Regions from separate parts of the Homo sapiens genome. Here region 2 is linked to region 1. The links are chromatin loops, found by intact Hi-C in ENCODE. Cell type or tissue: pancreas. All regions are shown on one strand.

Evidence for each region. Hi-C counts contacts between places; a loop is a spot of excess contacts. Peaks named below come from ENCODE experiments on the same cell type or tissue, not always from the same donor. Only the 100,000 strongest peaks of a DNase experiment are listed, where the experiment ranks them.
Region 2: a loop joins it to region 1, with 5 times the contacts of the local background. A loop is called at or near these places in 64 of 110 quality-filtered maps.

Annotation. Positions count from the first base shown.
Region 1 is chr15:53,194,298-53,202,297 of GRCh38, forward strand. The region is part of intron 5 of LOC107983981 (a long non-coding RNA gene); the gene reads left to right. Among named protein-coding and RNA genes, the nearest start is that of LINC02490, 82 kb to the left of the region's middle. In pancreas, a CTCF peak has its summit at 3,221; a DNase peak (open chromatin) is centred at 3,254.
Region 2 is chr15:52,787,575-52,795,574 of GRCh38, forward strand. It overlaps ONECUT1 (one cut homeobox 1), which reads right to left and starts at 2,762. Exons shown (of 2, transcript NM_004498.4): 1 at 1,206-2,762. The coding sequence starts at 2,310. It overlaps LOC105370824 (a long non-coding RNA gene), which reads left to right and starts at 2,856. Exons shown (of 2, transcript XR_001751550.2): 1 at 2,856-5,115; 2 at 6,777-7,832. RefSeq lists enhancers at 2,758-3,052, 3,049-3,817, 3,818-4,585, 6,842-7,539, 7,540-8,000 and a silencer at 2,800-2,869. In pancreas, a CTCF peak has its summit at 3,750; DNase peaks (open chromatin) are centred at 1,657, 2,177, 2,887, 3,657 and 3 weaker places; H3K4me3 peaks cover 3,787 bases; H3K27ac peaks cover 4,168 bases.

The sequences.
Region 1 (8,000 bases):
CACCAAGCACATCATCAAGGGCAGGTCCAAGTGCCCATAATTTCTCCAATAATCCAGGGGACAAAACCCCTTTTGGTCTGGTGGCACAAAGAGCTAGATGGTCTATTTTGCTATGGCAGGCCTCATTTCATTAGAGATAAGATGACTTAGAGTAGGAACCGAGCTTGGAGTCCTTTGACTACCTAATTTTCTTAAGCCATGATTGAGATGAATCAGGAGGAAATCAAACCATTCTTTAGTAAATATGGGCCCACCAGAATAGCTGTATGGAAAAGGCAAGCTGCTACATGTGTTGTATGTAAGTGATGTAGATTGCCTCCAAAATCTGCTGAAATTAGTCAGAAATGTGACAGATACTTAGGTTGTGTAGGTGAGGTGGAGTTATGAATGAATGAGGCAGATATTCCATTGTGGTTTGAGAAGATAACTTCTAGCCCATGTATTTGTACATTTACTTATAATGAGTTTTTTAGTCTTGGGAACATTTGTGTAAAATTATGGTACACACATACACACACACACACACACACACACACACACACACACACACACACAAAAGAAATCTTTCTTTTGACACCTAAGAAAGAGTCCCAAATCACAGATGTTGAATTACTGGAATTTCACTTGGCAAGGCATATGTCTGAATCATTTGAGTCCAAAGATAGGATTAAATTGCTCAAGTTTTCTTTGAACAAAAAGAGAGCCATGATAATTTTACTTATATATTTATGTTTTGCAAACAACAACAACAACAACGACGAAAAACAAATGTAATTTAGTAACACTCTAAAAGGTATGATTTTTTTGGGGTACAAATTACCAGGACTGCCAAGTAACTGCCTCATTCTCCACTTTACCTGTCTTGGGAACCCACTTAACATTTTCAGTGCAATAAGATCTATTAATCTTGACAGACTTCAGTCTGAGTTGATTCTACACCCTAGATCCCTTTGCTTGAACAGGTTTTTGTTTTGGTTTTGGTTCCATGAAGTTTTTTTGGACTTACGCACCAAAGCATCCTTGCACAAATCAGTCCTTCACTTCCTTCCCAGGCATGGATCAGAATGAGTTTTGATACAGTGGGGAATCTTTGGCTAACTCCACTAAGTAGGTGCCATCTTTGAGCTGCAGACCAACAGAAACATGGCCTAGAGAAAATGAGTTCATGGTTTGATCCAGTCTTCAGTCTCTATTACACATGCCTTACAGCTACTGGCAACTGCAAAAGAGAAATCCTGCCCATTTGGTAAAAAATTTACCTGAACATGAATCCACTGTAGGGCCTACCTCTGTGGGCAGTGACAGGAAGAAAGGCAGCCAGACTATCCATTCCTGACAATTCTGTCTACAGATTCCTAGGGACATCTTGCTGGGGAAATTGCTCACCAGTGAATATTTGTTATCAAAGATTTTTAAACAGAAAGAATAAAAAAGCAGGCTGTGAAGTGTTTGCTTGTGTACTGAGATTCATGAGATAGAGAGGCAAGACATGAAAAACGTATTTTGTATCTATATAAGAAGTAACCAGTTTTGTGAGGAACTCTTTGAGGAACTGAGAAGTGAAAAACTCTTCAGTTAGAAAGGTGTTTTATTACATTTGTCTAAAACATCTCTTAGGCACTATAATAACGCACACTGAGTAAGGCTGCCTTTAAAAAAATCTAGAGTTGTCAACTTTTCTTGTCTATTGTAATTTAATGGCATTTAAATTTCTACTTTTATCAAAATTCATCTATAATGATTGTATAGGATCATAACTTAAAATTATTTTAAAGAACCCGGACATTTTCATTTTCTTGGCTTGGAGGATACTTTGCATTTTAGGGATCTCCGTAATTTTTTCCTTAAAAGAATTTGCAGTTCTTTTATTCAAGTAAGAAACACTTCTAAGCCTCTCTATTTTGCACTATAGGAAAAACTGAAATGCATTCTAGTGTCCACCCCACCCTCCCCCACAGCCCGAGTCACTTCGTGGGCCTCATATCTCTTAAACCACCTGCTAATCATAACAATTGCTAATTTGAGCCCTTTTTAGTCACTTCTGGTGACAATGACAATGCCATCTAGTTTGCAATGGCCATGTGGTCAGTCCCCCACCCATCCTAGCAGGCTGCTGCTGTGCCTTTAGCTGGGGTCTCCATTGTTCTCCCGGCCTCTGCTGACCATAAGCAATTCCTTCTTCCCTAATCTCAGGGGATCTGCTTCTTGCACAATGGGGGCAGGGCCATTTGCTTTGTGTGCAAGATAATCTTCCACAGAATTTTTCACGTATGCACACATACACGTTAAAAAAATGACCTCTTTGGATGTGGGAGGATATATATCTATATATAGGTACACACATATTAATACATGCACAGAAACATTTTTGTGTTAGCAATAACGATCTCTTATCAGTCCTGCCTTACACCTAGAGAATTACTTTAAAAATCTGGTAGCCGAGATATTTGCAAGTCTCTCAGTAATATCTTTTAATATTAATTATTTGGGTTTCTTTATGCCTTTTAAAAATTTTGTGATTCTTTTCTTCTTAGACATGATAATGTCTAAGTTCTTCTTCACCTTAAGCGGCTGGAAGCCCCTGCATATCCTGCCCAAGCCTCAGGAAAGCATATTGGGAATGAATGTGAGACGGAGGTAGATGCGTGTCCGTGGCCTGGATGGATGATTGGAATTGAGGAAGAATTGATCATCTAAACTCGGCAGGGCTGCGCTCTACTCGGGAGCGTCTCTTGGCTGAATAGCAGATAAAATTTACTGGATTTCCATGTCTGAACCTTTGCGATCGCACTCTGTACTCCACTTTGATGGATTTAAAGCTGGTCATTATGATACATGGCAAGTTGTAGCAGGAATAAAAGCGGGTCCTTTCAACCAGCCATTTTAATCAGGAAACAGTGTTACTCTGGCATCATTAAAGCTTGCCATATGCCATAGAAAGGGGTGAAACATACACTTGACTTTTAGGGCAGATTAAAAAAAAGTTTGATTTTACGGGGAGGCAGGGAAGAAGCAACCCAATAATATATTTAAAAATATTTATCTGTCTCAGTAAGCAGGGCGAATTTTTAAAAAGCCCCCTTTAGAATTGTGTCTCTCCTTTCCCCTAAAATGTTGAAGCGAATTAAAAAGAAAAAAGCTCCGCTGCGTCATTTCGGTTTTGTTGGGAGCGGCGAGGCTCCGGGGCTGCTGAGCACATCGAGAGCGCCCCCTAGGCGCTGGCACGTGGCTCTGCAGGAGGAAGCCACCGGTCGATCATCCCTGCGTTTGTCAGGCGCCCAAACCCACACACAAAGCCCTGGCACAGGCGGCGACGCGGCCTCTCTCCGCCCCCTGTCTGAGGAGGGACTCGGAAATGTCTCCACTTGTTTCAGAAATTTCCCATCGAGGCAGCACTGGGTACTCTTTTTGTGTGTACTTATGACAAAAATGCTTTGGAGAGTGATGGTGAAATTAAAGTTAAACGTGTAGCAGTCCAGATTGGTGTCCCCATTAAGGCTTAGGGCACAGATTCTGTGCCTCCGGTGCTCTGGGATTTGACTGGCCCTGCCTCATTTAGGTGGGAGCGTCCACTCTGGATATCTTGGTGGGGGCAAGGTTGTCTCTACTCTGCAAAAAGGATGAATGCCTCTTTAGACTTCTAATCTGACACTGAAGGAAGCCACCTGAGAATAAAAAAAAGACACTGAATTTAGAGACCAAAGACTCCAATTTTCACCCTGGCTCTCTTGCTTAAATGCTGTGTGACTTTGGACAAATCACTCCACTTCTCTGAGCTTCAGAGTGGTTGCTCCATAAAAGGAAGGGATTTGATCAGACATTTTCAGTGTTTATGCCCAGTTATAAAGCATGTCTTAACTTTAACACTGAACACGTTTGCTTTAAAGTGTGTCCATCAAGCCAACACAACACTTCATAGAAGTCTCGAAAGATCTAAATTGGTTAAAAAGAACAGAGTGCATTTGTTTTGGGGGGCGATGTGTATTGGCTGCAGCCAGCAAAATGTCAATTCAATGGACTCTGTGGCATCTTCATAACCAACCTGAATTCCTATTTGATGTTAGTTACTCTTCAAAGGTGAGCCAGTTGTCCAAACTGAGCAATGTTCCCCTCATTCTGACCGTCGCTTTCTGGCCACATTGATCCAAATGGTGGTGTTCTCATCGTCTTGATCATCCCCACTGGCTGGCCACCCAATCACTGATGGATAAGTGTTTCTGCATTCACAGGATCACCTGTGGGCGCTTCCCTGGGTTGGCAGCCCCTGGAATCACTTTTCCTTGAGACCAGCTCATCTGCAGGTGCTTGTTTATAAAGGTGCCAGGGAAAGACTTGTTTTTGTGTGAAAGCTGCTCTGATGTGAGCAGTTGAAGGAGATGGACCTATGTTCCTGCCTGAGTAGGGATAACAGGAAAGTTACACAGGGGTAAGGCCTGTGATAGGGGCTGAGGATGCAGACCATAGATATTGGGACGCAGGTGCCAATGTAAGGGCAGAGCCCAATGCCTCAACAAGATGAGCACTCTGGGCTTTTGGAAAAGCCACATAGACACTTACCCACTCAAGGGTGGTAATTTGTGTCTATCAATAATAATGATGGTACTACTGATTACTTTTTCTTTCTCAGTTAAAACTCTGCTCTCTTTAGCCTCTGTGCATTTGACCAAGTAGTTCACTTACCTGAAAACCCTCTTTGAATTTGTCCAGTTGGCAATATCCCAGATTAAAAGCTTCTGTGCCAACCAGGTACTCCGAGCTCCTGAAGCATCCTCTGATATTGCAATATTTTTGTTATGTGATCAGCACTGATAGTTAGCTGGTATACACTGGTGTGGCCCCACAGTTGTTAAAATATCAAAGTGTTTATGTTCTGGCTAGTAAACAGCTACAGCCCAGGCCCAAAGAATGCCTCCCATTTCCCTCCTCCAGCCCTCTCCTAGTCTTCCCAAATTTCAGCAACTCAGCAGTTAAGACTTGCCCATCAGAGACGGGACCTCTGGGACTCAATGTTGTGTCCAGCCTCTGTTGACTGGTTGGTGCCTGAATCTTACAGCCTTTTAATTATAATTATTCTCTTAATTGCTTCCACTATAGAATGTGAGTCTTATTCCCAGTGCCAAAAATATATAGTGTCTGGAACTATGATGGTTGATGGAATGGACTTTTTGAGCATTCTTTTCTGTACCAGATTCCAGGCTAGGGGATTTGCATACATGACAGGAAGTCAGCAGTAGTATTATTCTCCATTTCATTCTCATTGTTGGAGAAGATTCAAGGAAGGATATAATTTCCTGTCCAGTAACCAAATCTTACGTTGCAGAAAGTAAAGTTGAATTGTCCTAGAAGAAGAGGCGCTCCAAAAGGTGAAGGGAAAGAAATAGTTTGACCATGTGTGTGGGTGATTAGGGGTATGCGTTGGGGGGTGAGTAGCAAATGGTCATGCCCTACTGGCATGCAACATCCAAGTGGGGCAGGCTTTCCAATGAGTACTACCTTGATGTTAGAAGGTGGGTGGATGGTGATGATGATTAGACTCTAAGCACTATGGCTTTTGTGGTGAGCAATCTGGGTGTCCTCACTTTGTACAGAGGAAGGAAATCCTACTGCCTTTAACTGTCTTACATGGTTTTGGGCAATGACATTCAGAGGTGATGATGATGGGCCAGGGTTGAAGCTCTGCTTCTGTTTTCTGATGCCACAAACACCCCATATTCTTTTCTAATTCCTTAGAGAGATTGAAGAAAGTGCTCCAAGAATAATAGAGGCTGATTTTTTTTTCCTTTCCACCATAGAGATTAGGGGCTTAGAGCTATATTCAAGATTTGATTTAAAAAATAAAGCAATATGACATCTCTTTTATCAATATAGCAAATTCATGCCAGCACCATGTATTATTTCAAGAAACATGTAATTAGGCTCGAAATCTAGAGCTTTCTTGCAATCATTTTGTTTTGTGCATGTGGGCTTCAGCTTTTATGGCAAGATTTTTGGTTAACTAGTTCTTTAGAGGTAAATTTTAGGTGCACATGGTCCATGCATGTAAAGTTGTCATGTCGTTCTGTATTTTTATATTTTTCTTTTTAAATCTTAAAGCAAATTATTATAAATCCCTTAAGTAACCTCACTTGTTACAGATGTCTCATGAATATCACATCCAAAACCTAGTATCTGATCATGAAACTTGATTTAAAAGCAGCAATTTCTTCGCCATTTCCAGAGAATTACATGTTTAGGGGAAAACAATTTAAACTCAGTGTATTACAGAAGCAAAATAATTCTTTTCAGAACCTTGTGTCAGTCGAGTAGACAATCCTCTTGGTTGGTTGGCTTTTGTTTGGTCCAATTGGACTCAAAATATGAGCATGAGGCTGGGCGTGGTGGCTCACGCCTGTAATCCCAGCACTTTGGGAGGCCGAGGTGGGCAGATCACTTGAGGTCAGGGGTTCCAGACCAGCCTGGCCAACATGGGGAAACCCCGTCTCTACTAAAACTACAAAAATTATCCAGGCGTGGTGGTAGGTGTCTATAATCCCTGTTACTTGGGAGGCTGAGGCAGGAGAGGGAGGGGAAGGTTGGAGTGAGCTGAGATCACAACACTGCACTCCATCCTGGGTGACAGAGTGAGACTCTGTCAAAAGGAAAAAAAAAAAAGCGTGGGTCATGGATATTTGGGGAAGCATGTATGGCTTTAAGTATCATGTTCTCAGAATGGTATTTGGAATTGACAATATCTAGAAAATAAGGTGATAAATTTGGGACAACAAAAACTTTACTTAAATTAATAATACTATATGTCAGAGCGCATAGGAATAATCATGGCGGTTAACTTTATACCCATTTCTCAGATATGGAAACTTATATTCAGGTAGGTTAATTGCTTTTGGATAATGGCACAAGGTTAATGAGAGGAGGGAGGCTGGGACAAAACTGGGCTCCCTATTCTTCTTCTGGTGTAGTGTCACTATACTGAACAGTGTATATAGAAGCCAGGGATCATATTGGGCTGGCAGAAGGGGAAGTGACAAATTGTGGTCAATGTAAGGTCCATGCAAGCCATTGAGCACATTTTCCGGGCATGGGCTCAGGAAGGCAGAAATGTGGGGGATGCAAGACCTAGAACTCATTTCAAACACTAGCTGAATGGTGCTCAGAACACTTGAATTGGCCCAGCATACATGTGATGAAGTGAGCCATACTCATTTCCACACAGGTTCTGTTGCTTCCAGTGAATGCTCATCTCTGTTGCTTGTGTGTTTCTACATTTTCTCATGGGCTCCAGCCATTTCCTCAGATTCTCCACAGAGGGGATTCTAGGCAAGGAAGGAACAGTCTATGTGCAATCCCTGTCCGATGTGAAAGACACAGGGAAGAAACTTGGCCTCGTTAGAGTGCATGGCTGGGGCTGGGGTGCTGCTAGAAGTGCACATGGAGTGGCTACCTGCTCCTCCCTTGTGCTCCTTCTACACATGCTGTTTGTGTCAAAATGGACACAAGTGCAGCATTAGAAGTCAACATGCAGTTACCAGCCCTGGTGTCTGTGAAGGAAGAACTAGGACTCATATTCATCAGCAAATGCAGCTGAATATGGTCACAGCTGTTCTTGGTGTGTCACCTGGCACTTTGGGTTGTAGTTTTATCAACAGAAACAGAAGTTTAGCTACTCAGTGGTAGAACAGAAATTCTGGAGGTCATATGGTGTGGTGAGTGAGGGCACAGTTGTTTTTGGTCACATAGGCCTGCATTCTGGCACATAGTAGCTCTGTGATCTTAGGCAAGTTTCTAAATCTTTTTTTTTTTTTCTCACTTTCCTCCTCTGTAAAATGGGGATAATAGTGACTACATCAGAGAGTTGTTGAGAGGGGAAATGGGAGGATGTATGGAAAGTACTTGGCAATGGGTTTGACATGTAAGTGTTCACCAAAGGGTAGCACCACCATCATCACCATGAGAGTTCAGATTTACTGTGGGACTGGAATTGAGACTAGGAGAAAGGACAAGTT
Region 2 (8,000 bases), 410 kb before region 1:
TTTTCTCTTCGCCAAGGCTCAGGCCTGGGCGCTGGGCTGAGATGGAGGTGGAGGTGGGGGGTGGGGGAGTGGGGGGGGAGGGGGCATGGACCAGGAGTCAATCAACTTGGCAACCGCCGGCCGGATCTCATCAAACCCAGGCCACCCTCCGCTGTCCTTAGCTCTACCTCCCCTCATGTTCTCTACCCTCAAGGGTCGCCGAATCCTCCTGAAATCCCCGGTGGGGTTCGGGCTGGGCTCAGCTTTCTTCTCTGCCTATCCGCGGTCTCGGGGAGCCAGGCGCGGTGTCTGCGCTGCGCCAAGGAGAGCTTCCAGCTGAACTCAGAAACACCTGGGGCTTGGGGTTTCGGGCAGGAGACCTCTGCTCCTAGACTTGGGGGTCATTTACACACTCTCATCCCCAAACCCCCCTCCCGCACGGGGATTCAGACGAAAATCGCGAAGAGGAATAATAAAACAAAATGCAAAGTCCTCAGGGAGTCGGCAGCGGAGTCGGTCCCAGGACATGGCTATTGCTTTGCAGCTCTCACTGGGACCTTGGGACGGTCAGCCTCCCTCTCCTTTCCACAGCCAATTCCATGCGCAGAGAGCGTCCTAACCCTTACAACTCGTCTGTGCTACACACCCACCGCCCAATGGCTCTGAAACTTTTTGCCCATACTCTTAGATTGAGGTCACCCCAGCCAGCGCCAAAAGAATGAGCGCGGGAGGGGGTCACAGCAGCCAGTTCGGCCAAACATCGACGCTGCTCCGGCACGCTCCAGCCCAGCGCCTGGGATGTGTCAGAGGTACCTGCGAGGAACATTTGCGTGCGATTCCACGCACGCGTTGCATCCCTCTTCCCAAACCCGGATCGCTGAACTGAGAGGTGGCGCAGAGTGTCTCACCAGGTGCGGGGATTTCTCTCCGCCTCAGGCCGTACGAGCTTCCCTCGCTGTCCCTGAGCGCAAATGAGCCTCTTCAGTCGCCGAGGCCCGGCCGCTTAGCTCTCGGAGCCTTCCACAGCCCAACACCCTGAGCCCTGGAGTAGGCAATTTGCTCCCACAGCCCTGTGCTGGCCCTTCCAGGCACAGGGAGTCCCCCTTCTAGGGGTAGGGGCGGGCGGGATGAAGCGCACCCAGCCCTCTCTCCTACCCTTCCTCCTTTGGTCCCTTCGGCTTTCGTGTACCTTATCTCCCGCGCGCCCAGCTCCTTGGCCGGCTCACCTGCTAAGCGGAGCGCGGACATGCGCTGGAACTCCGGCTCCTGCAGCCACTTCCACATCCTCCGGAAGGTCTCCCGGCCGGATTTGAGTTTGCTCCAGGGTTTGGGGTTGCGCAGCAGGTCCGAGAGGGTCCCCTGGGAGCGGCAGAGCACCCTCTGCGCGAAGATGGCCTGTGGGATGCTGTAGCGCTTGAGCTCGGTGGTGATACGCTGCGCCACCTCTTTGGTATTGATCTCTTCCATCTGCCCTGAATTACTTCCATTGCTGACCTGCGCGCCGGTCACCGAAGGGTTGGGCTCCCGGGCTGTGCCCAGGAGTTGCCCGTGGCCCTGGGCGTTCAGGTGGGCGTGGGGATGGTGCGGAGGAAGGCCGTTGATGGGCACCATGCCGGCCGAGGTGGGCGTGAGGTGCTGCTCCCCGTGGCGGCCGAGCATGGCCGGGTGGTGGGCTTCGAAGCCGTTGGGGGTGAGCATCTTGTCGGTGGGCATGGCGGCCCCCGGGTGGGCATAGTGGGGGAGCCCTTGCTGGGAGTTGTGGATGCTGCCCAGACCGGAGCTGGAGAGGGGCGAGAGGCTCTGGCCCATGCCGGCCACGTCCTTGTGGTAGGGGGTATAGAGGTTATTCATGGAGGCCAGCCCGCGCTCATCCCGCATGAGCGTGAAGCTACCGCTCACGTTGCCCGCCAGGCGCTGGTGGTGGTGCGGGTGGTGGTGGTGATGGTGGTGGTGGTGATGGTGGGGGAACTTGTCCGAGACTGTGGAGATGGGAGGCAGCGGCTGCAGAGGGGTCAAGGTGGTGTAGGTGGTGGGCATGCTCATACCTGGGGGAGTCTCGCAGGCCATGGTCATGGTGGGATGCAGGGGGCCGGCCAGGCTGTGCTCAGGGGCCCGGTGGTGGTGGTGGTAATCTCCGCCGCCGCTGCCGCCGTCCAGCAGGGACGCCATGCCCATGGAGCGCGGGTGCGCGGGGGGCAGGTGGCTGCCGCGGTGCGCCACGGAGCTGCGCGCGTGGGGGCTGCCGCCCAGCAGGTCGGCAGGGGCGGGCACCGGCTCATGGCTCACCCCGTGCAGCTCGCCGATCGCTTCCATGGTCAGCTGCGCGTTCATCGTGATCCGGGCGAGCAGGCGGCGGACACAACATCGATGTGGCCAGGCAGAGGCGGCGAGGGGCGCACGGAGTCCGGTCTTCACATCGGCTGCTGGCGACTGTTGCCTTCCTTCCTCTCACTGTGGGGCTCTGTCTCTCTCTCTCTCTCTCTCCGTGTGTGTGTGTCCGTGTGTGCGTGTGCGTGTGTGTGTGTGTGTGTGTCTCGCCTTCCCTCTTACCCCCCACCTTCCCCTCTGCGTCCTCGGCTTTTTTTTTTTTAATATTAATTTCCAAAGAGGATCCGCGCCGTTGGGAGAGCGCAGTGCCCCAGCCCGCCCGCCTCGGCCACCTCTCGCCCCTCTCTTTCTTAAAATTCTGAGGTCTCCGGCTCCCCTGCCGCGGCCCGCGCGCCTGCCGCGTCTGCTGCCTGCCCGCCCCGCTGGCCAGCTTGAGCCATGGCTCTGTTACTGTTACAGACTCTGTGGCCGCGGTTCGGTAGCCGCCGCCGCCGCCGCCGCAGCGGCCCGCCCTCACGCCCGCCAGGCGCAGCGCGCATGCGCGAGGCCCGCCCCCGCCCCCTAGGTCGCGGCGCGCCAGGCCCTTGGCGTCCCGGTACAAATGAAGGAGGGGGCCCAGCGCCTTCCCTGCGGCGCTGGATGGCCAGGGAGCTGCGGGCACGTGCGAAAGATTGGCGCAGAGCGCGACCTGGGGCCGCCGCTGCAATCCCAGGAGACTCGCGCCTGGCTCGCTCGCCTCCCTTGCTTGAGTGGGCTCTGTCCTCCCAGCCCGGGGACGCTCGTGTCGGGCTTCTAGCGGCTGGAGTGCTGTGCTTGGAGACATCGCCCCTCTCTCTCCAGTTGCTGCTTCCCGGTGCAGCTTGCCCGGGGAGCTGGGGACTGTGTCATCACCCCTTCGGCTCTAGCCCACTAAGCTTTATTTCCCGGGGGGCTGCTGGGAGTGCGCTTTCCCACCCTTGAATTCACGGCCTATTGGGGGATGGGGGTTGGGGTGGGGTGGGGTGCAGATTGCTTAAAGGGCTGGGTCCGTTTGGCGGCCGTTGACCCGGCACCCTTCGTCCTCCCAGATACATACTTGCCCACCCTTTCTCATCCATGCCCTGGGGAGAGGAGTAATCAGTGCCAAGAATCCCAGTTCGGGCCATACCTCACTGTCCCCCGCCGCCTGGCTCCTTCTCCCGCTCAGCTCATAATTAAGGCTGTGCGTCCGCTTCGCCGATGACTCGGCCTGTGGAGGGGGGCGAGGGAGAGCGGAGGGAGTGCCCTGGAGGGTACCCATGTTAACTTCCGGGTGCTGGTGGGGCCGTGGAGGCTCGGGCCGTCCCTGCGGTTACTCCCAAGGCCCTCCTGCTAAAGCACCCGGAGGCGGTTGCTTTCCAGAAGTACTGACGCAGACAGGGTGGACGCCGGCGCGCGGGTCTCCGCTTGGCCCCTAGGGACGCCCTTTTCCCGGCGTCCCCGAGAGACGCCTCCAGATTTGAAAATCAATTCAGCTTCGGGAGTAATTTCGCCCTTCCCACAGTCACGCTCCAATCTGGAATCGAACCTGGTCTTTGGGCCTGGTGGGGACGTGTGCGGAGGCCCCCAGTTTGAGACGTACACCCGGCCGCCACATGCCGCGGCTTTCTTTCATTTACAAAAGAAAGAAAAAAAATCCGCAACAAAAGGCAGAGCCGTGTCCGCTTAGGTGCTTTCATCCCTCAGAGAAAGGACAGATGTGCCCATTGTCCAGCCCGTGGCAGTTATGGCCGGGTCAGCGCCGAGCCTCAGCCCCAGGCAAGCGGTGGTTACAATGAGAATAGCCTCTCAGAGCCGGGGTATCTGGACTCAGATATGGAATAAAGTGTGTGTAGCCTGTGCTGGGCCAGACTCAGACTGTAGGTTTGCTTGCTGGGGCACCGAACTGCAGCCCACCCGTGGTGTTTCCACTGCAAATGCTCCCAAGCCCTTAGAGAGGCCAAGGCTGTGGTAGTGGTGGTAGTTGGGTTTCCAAGGCAAAAGTTTGGGCTGGCCAACCCTTTGGGAAAAGTTCCCACCGGCCCAGGCATGAGTAGGCCTATCTCTTTGCCCAGGTCCCTGCTACCACCAGGGCAACATCCTAATCCAGGTAGGTCAAGTTCAGTGGATACAGTCAACGTGACTTCCTTGAAGGCGGCCATGTCCTGGGACTGGTTAATCTAGCTGGTTTTATCACCAGAGGCACTCCCATCCTGTCCAAACAATGCATATGGAGGCCCTGCAAATAATTCATCTCAATGGATTTCATGTCTACTTTCATAATGAACAGTTAGGAATTTAGGAACCCCCAGAGAAGAAAAGATATTTTAGGGAAAATACACTGATGTAAAGGAACTCAGAAAACACGATTAACTCTTTAAACTTGTATCTATATCTACCTATTCATACACGCATACACACAAGCACAAAACATATATTTCCTGCCTAGTATATTACAGTACCTTGGTGGAAAGCTGCATCTTTGGTTTTTAATTGTTTCCATTCTCATTTCCTACAGCATGAGACCAAACAATGGGTTAAAGTAGCAGGGAGTCTTTCAGCTAAACAGTTGTCCCCCCGCCCCCGCCCCAATATTTTAATCCCGCTGAAGTGATTGATTTGCCCTTATGACAACTATCTTCCCAAAAGGCAGTTTGTTAAAAGAAAGAAAGAAGTAAATACCACCAAGTGCACAAATTGTTCATGGTTTTCTCTTTGTGTAGCTAATTAGGAACTTGATCTTGGAAACCCTCCTTCATGAGAGGCACTCAGCTGAGCCTCTGGAGTCCACCTGAATAAGGCTGGCATCAGGTGAGCTCAACTTCCCCTCTCCCCCAAGGGCATTTATGAAAAGGGGGGCTGGCTCTGTGTTGGTCCCTAAAGAAGGAGCCAACGAAAAGACCTGGAGAAGCACCATATGTGTTGGCTTGCTCAGTAATTTTTGATTTTTTTCTAAAACATTAAAATATTGTATGTGCAGGATTTGCTTTGGTTTGCAAATCTCCCTAATCTTTCTTGGCTATTCACACCATTTATCTAACCATTGTTCTCCCGTAATTGACTGAGTTGCAGTGGTTTCTCAGTCAGAAACAACATATTACTGTGTTCTTATTTGACCTCTCAAAATTTTTCTTCTTACTAAGGAAGTGACGGGTAGGAAGAATGCTCTTCTTAGGCCTAGTTAAGGTGAATTTGCATGTGTGGAGGGAGGACGGGCACTAGAGAGATTGTTAACTGCTGGAAGGCTGGGACTACTTTCTGTCGTTTTGTCCCTCTCCTTCTTTCCCCCTTCCAGTGCCCAGAACAGAGCCTGGCACCCATTAGGTACACTATGGGGATTGAAGGAATTAAGAGTCCACAGAGGAGTCCCTGGAAACTTGGTAGGTGTAGGTCAATGTGTGTGATTGAGGAGGAGGACTTATTTTTAGCTGCTTAGATTTTGAGTAGCTGCAGGAAATTTAAAGAAAAAAATAGTGTCAATCACTAGCAGAAAATTACATAATGTATATATGTAAGAAAAAAGGAAATAAGACTATGACTGGATGCTTGTTGCTGACAATATTTTCAGAGTGAAAACAAGGAACTTAGGATGTTTATTTTGTAAATGTCAGGAGAAGAACCTGGGATATGAGATGGACAGGGGCAATCCTTCTTTTGCTAGGTAGGCTAGAGCTTACCACGCTGCCCTACCAGGTTCAGCAAAGAAAAAGCGCAAAGAGAATAAAACCATTCCTCCAAATACTGGCCACATGAGCTTCTCTGAAAACCTTCCATTGGTTTCAGAATTAATGCTTTAATTATTTTTGTGAGTAGTAGAGGCGTAACGTATGGCCCAGTCCCAGTTCTCAGGACCATTCCAAAGAAATGTTTCTAGCTCCTCCGAACCATGAAATGTCTACTTCCCATTTTTTGGACTCACAAAGAGCGAGATCCTGGGTGTCAGGGCAAATTCCTCCACCCAGGGATCCAGGGGGAGGCTGGCTCCTTGGCTAGAGCCCCAGGGCATATTCACTGGCATTTCTGATGCCTGTAGCTAGTCTAACATTAAACTTGTGGGGAGGAACCATTTCTTTGGTATCTGGCTACAGTAGAGCACTAGATAGCTGGAGAGTGAAAGACTTGGTCCTGGGTGCTTCCTGGCAAGCTCTCCTGTTCCACTTCTAGAGAAATTTTATTCAGAAAATTGCTGCAGGCTTAGAGTAGAACACCAAGAAATTCAGAATGGGGTGGCCTGGTGACTCACTATTGAAAACCATTAAAAAAAAATCACTCAATGACTTCTCTCCACTCTCTGGGGACCAAGGAAGTGGTAACTAATTATGGTAGCCCCTTGCTTCAATCTTTGATACTCTGTTTAGCGTATCATTTTATTCATATGTTCGGTAACATTTTTCTTTCTCAAATTACAGTTTTTGCCCAAGAAAATATTTTTAAATTGGGCTTTTTTTTTTTTTTTTTTTTTTTTTTTGCAGTTTCCTCTGTTTTATCTACTTCTTGCCCTTCCATATCCCAAAGAGAAGATGCTCTGTCAAAGGGCTGTCAGCTGGTGCCATCCGCAACTAACTCCACGTTCTGGGAGTTGCCGAGGGCTGCCTGGGCGGCCATCCCAGGACACCAGACCACTCGGCTCGTATCTCTGGTTACTTCCTGCGCTGGGGAAAAAAGAACACGCTTGCTCTCCTGGGTCCTCGGGTAAACTACAGGCGGCTTCTCCTGGGTTGGAATCCGTTTTGGCGGTCGCCTAATTCCGCGAGGGCTTTTTCACGGCTTCAAGCCAAGAGCGCTGAAGGGAGGAAAGGTATACTGATGCCGTAGGGCTGAGGGAGGGATTCCAGGCTCCTGGGGTGTTCTTCTGCAGCAGGACCCCTCGCTGGCCGCTGCCAGCCCACTTCCGGAGGAGTTGGCCTCGTCTAGCCAACAGTTCAGTGGGATTTCTTTCTTGGACATAACTTCATATCATTGAAATAGTCTACAAAAGACACCAGCTCAAGCCGCGAGGGCGTTGAATTGTCCGGATTTGGGGTGGCGGTTAATGCTCCTCTTCTGGTGCCTCCCCCGCTGGGGCCCTGCATTCCATTAGCCCCGCGCTGGGGTAGAGATGCCAAGTTTAGGGGCTGGAGAGGACAAGGGGAAGGACGAGAGAACTCTTGCACCGACGGATGTAGTTCCAAGCGACCCGAAATGAGGAAAACCCAGAAGGGGCGGACGGAGGGCAAAGTCGGCCCAGGACGATCTTCAGGCGCACCATTCTCTCGCCCTGGAGGGACAGGGAAGGGCGGAAGCGGAGGGTGGCTGTCCAGCCGGGAGCCTCTGATCCACGGGGCTTGGACCAGCCACCCCACCCGAGGGCGGCTGAGGACTGGGCGGCCGAGCTCGCGGCCCACTTAGCTAATGCCGGGTAATGCCGACCCCGGCCCAAGAGCAGCAGCTGCACTTGGGAAGGAAAACTCTTTAAACAAATCATTTTGGTGTCTAATCAATTAGTGTTTGCGCAGTCAAGTACCGTAGATTTAACAGAATAATCGTTACTGCCCTTGTCTTTATTTGACCCGCAGACACCTAGAAGATTTAAAAATGAAACGCCGGTGTTCCGGGCTCCCCACCCGTTGCCTTCGACTCCCTCCGGGGCCTGCTAGGCCAGGTCGGGGCTTTTGCTTTCTCCAGGCCTAATCTCCTCTTTGCCTCCCTCTTCAACC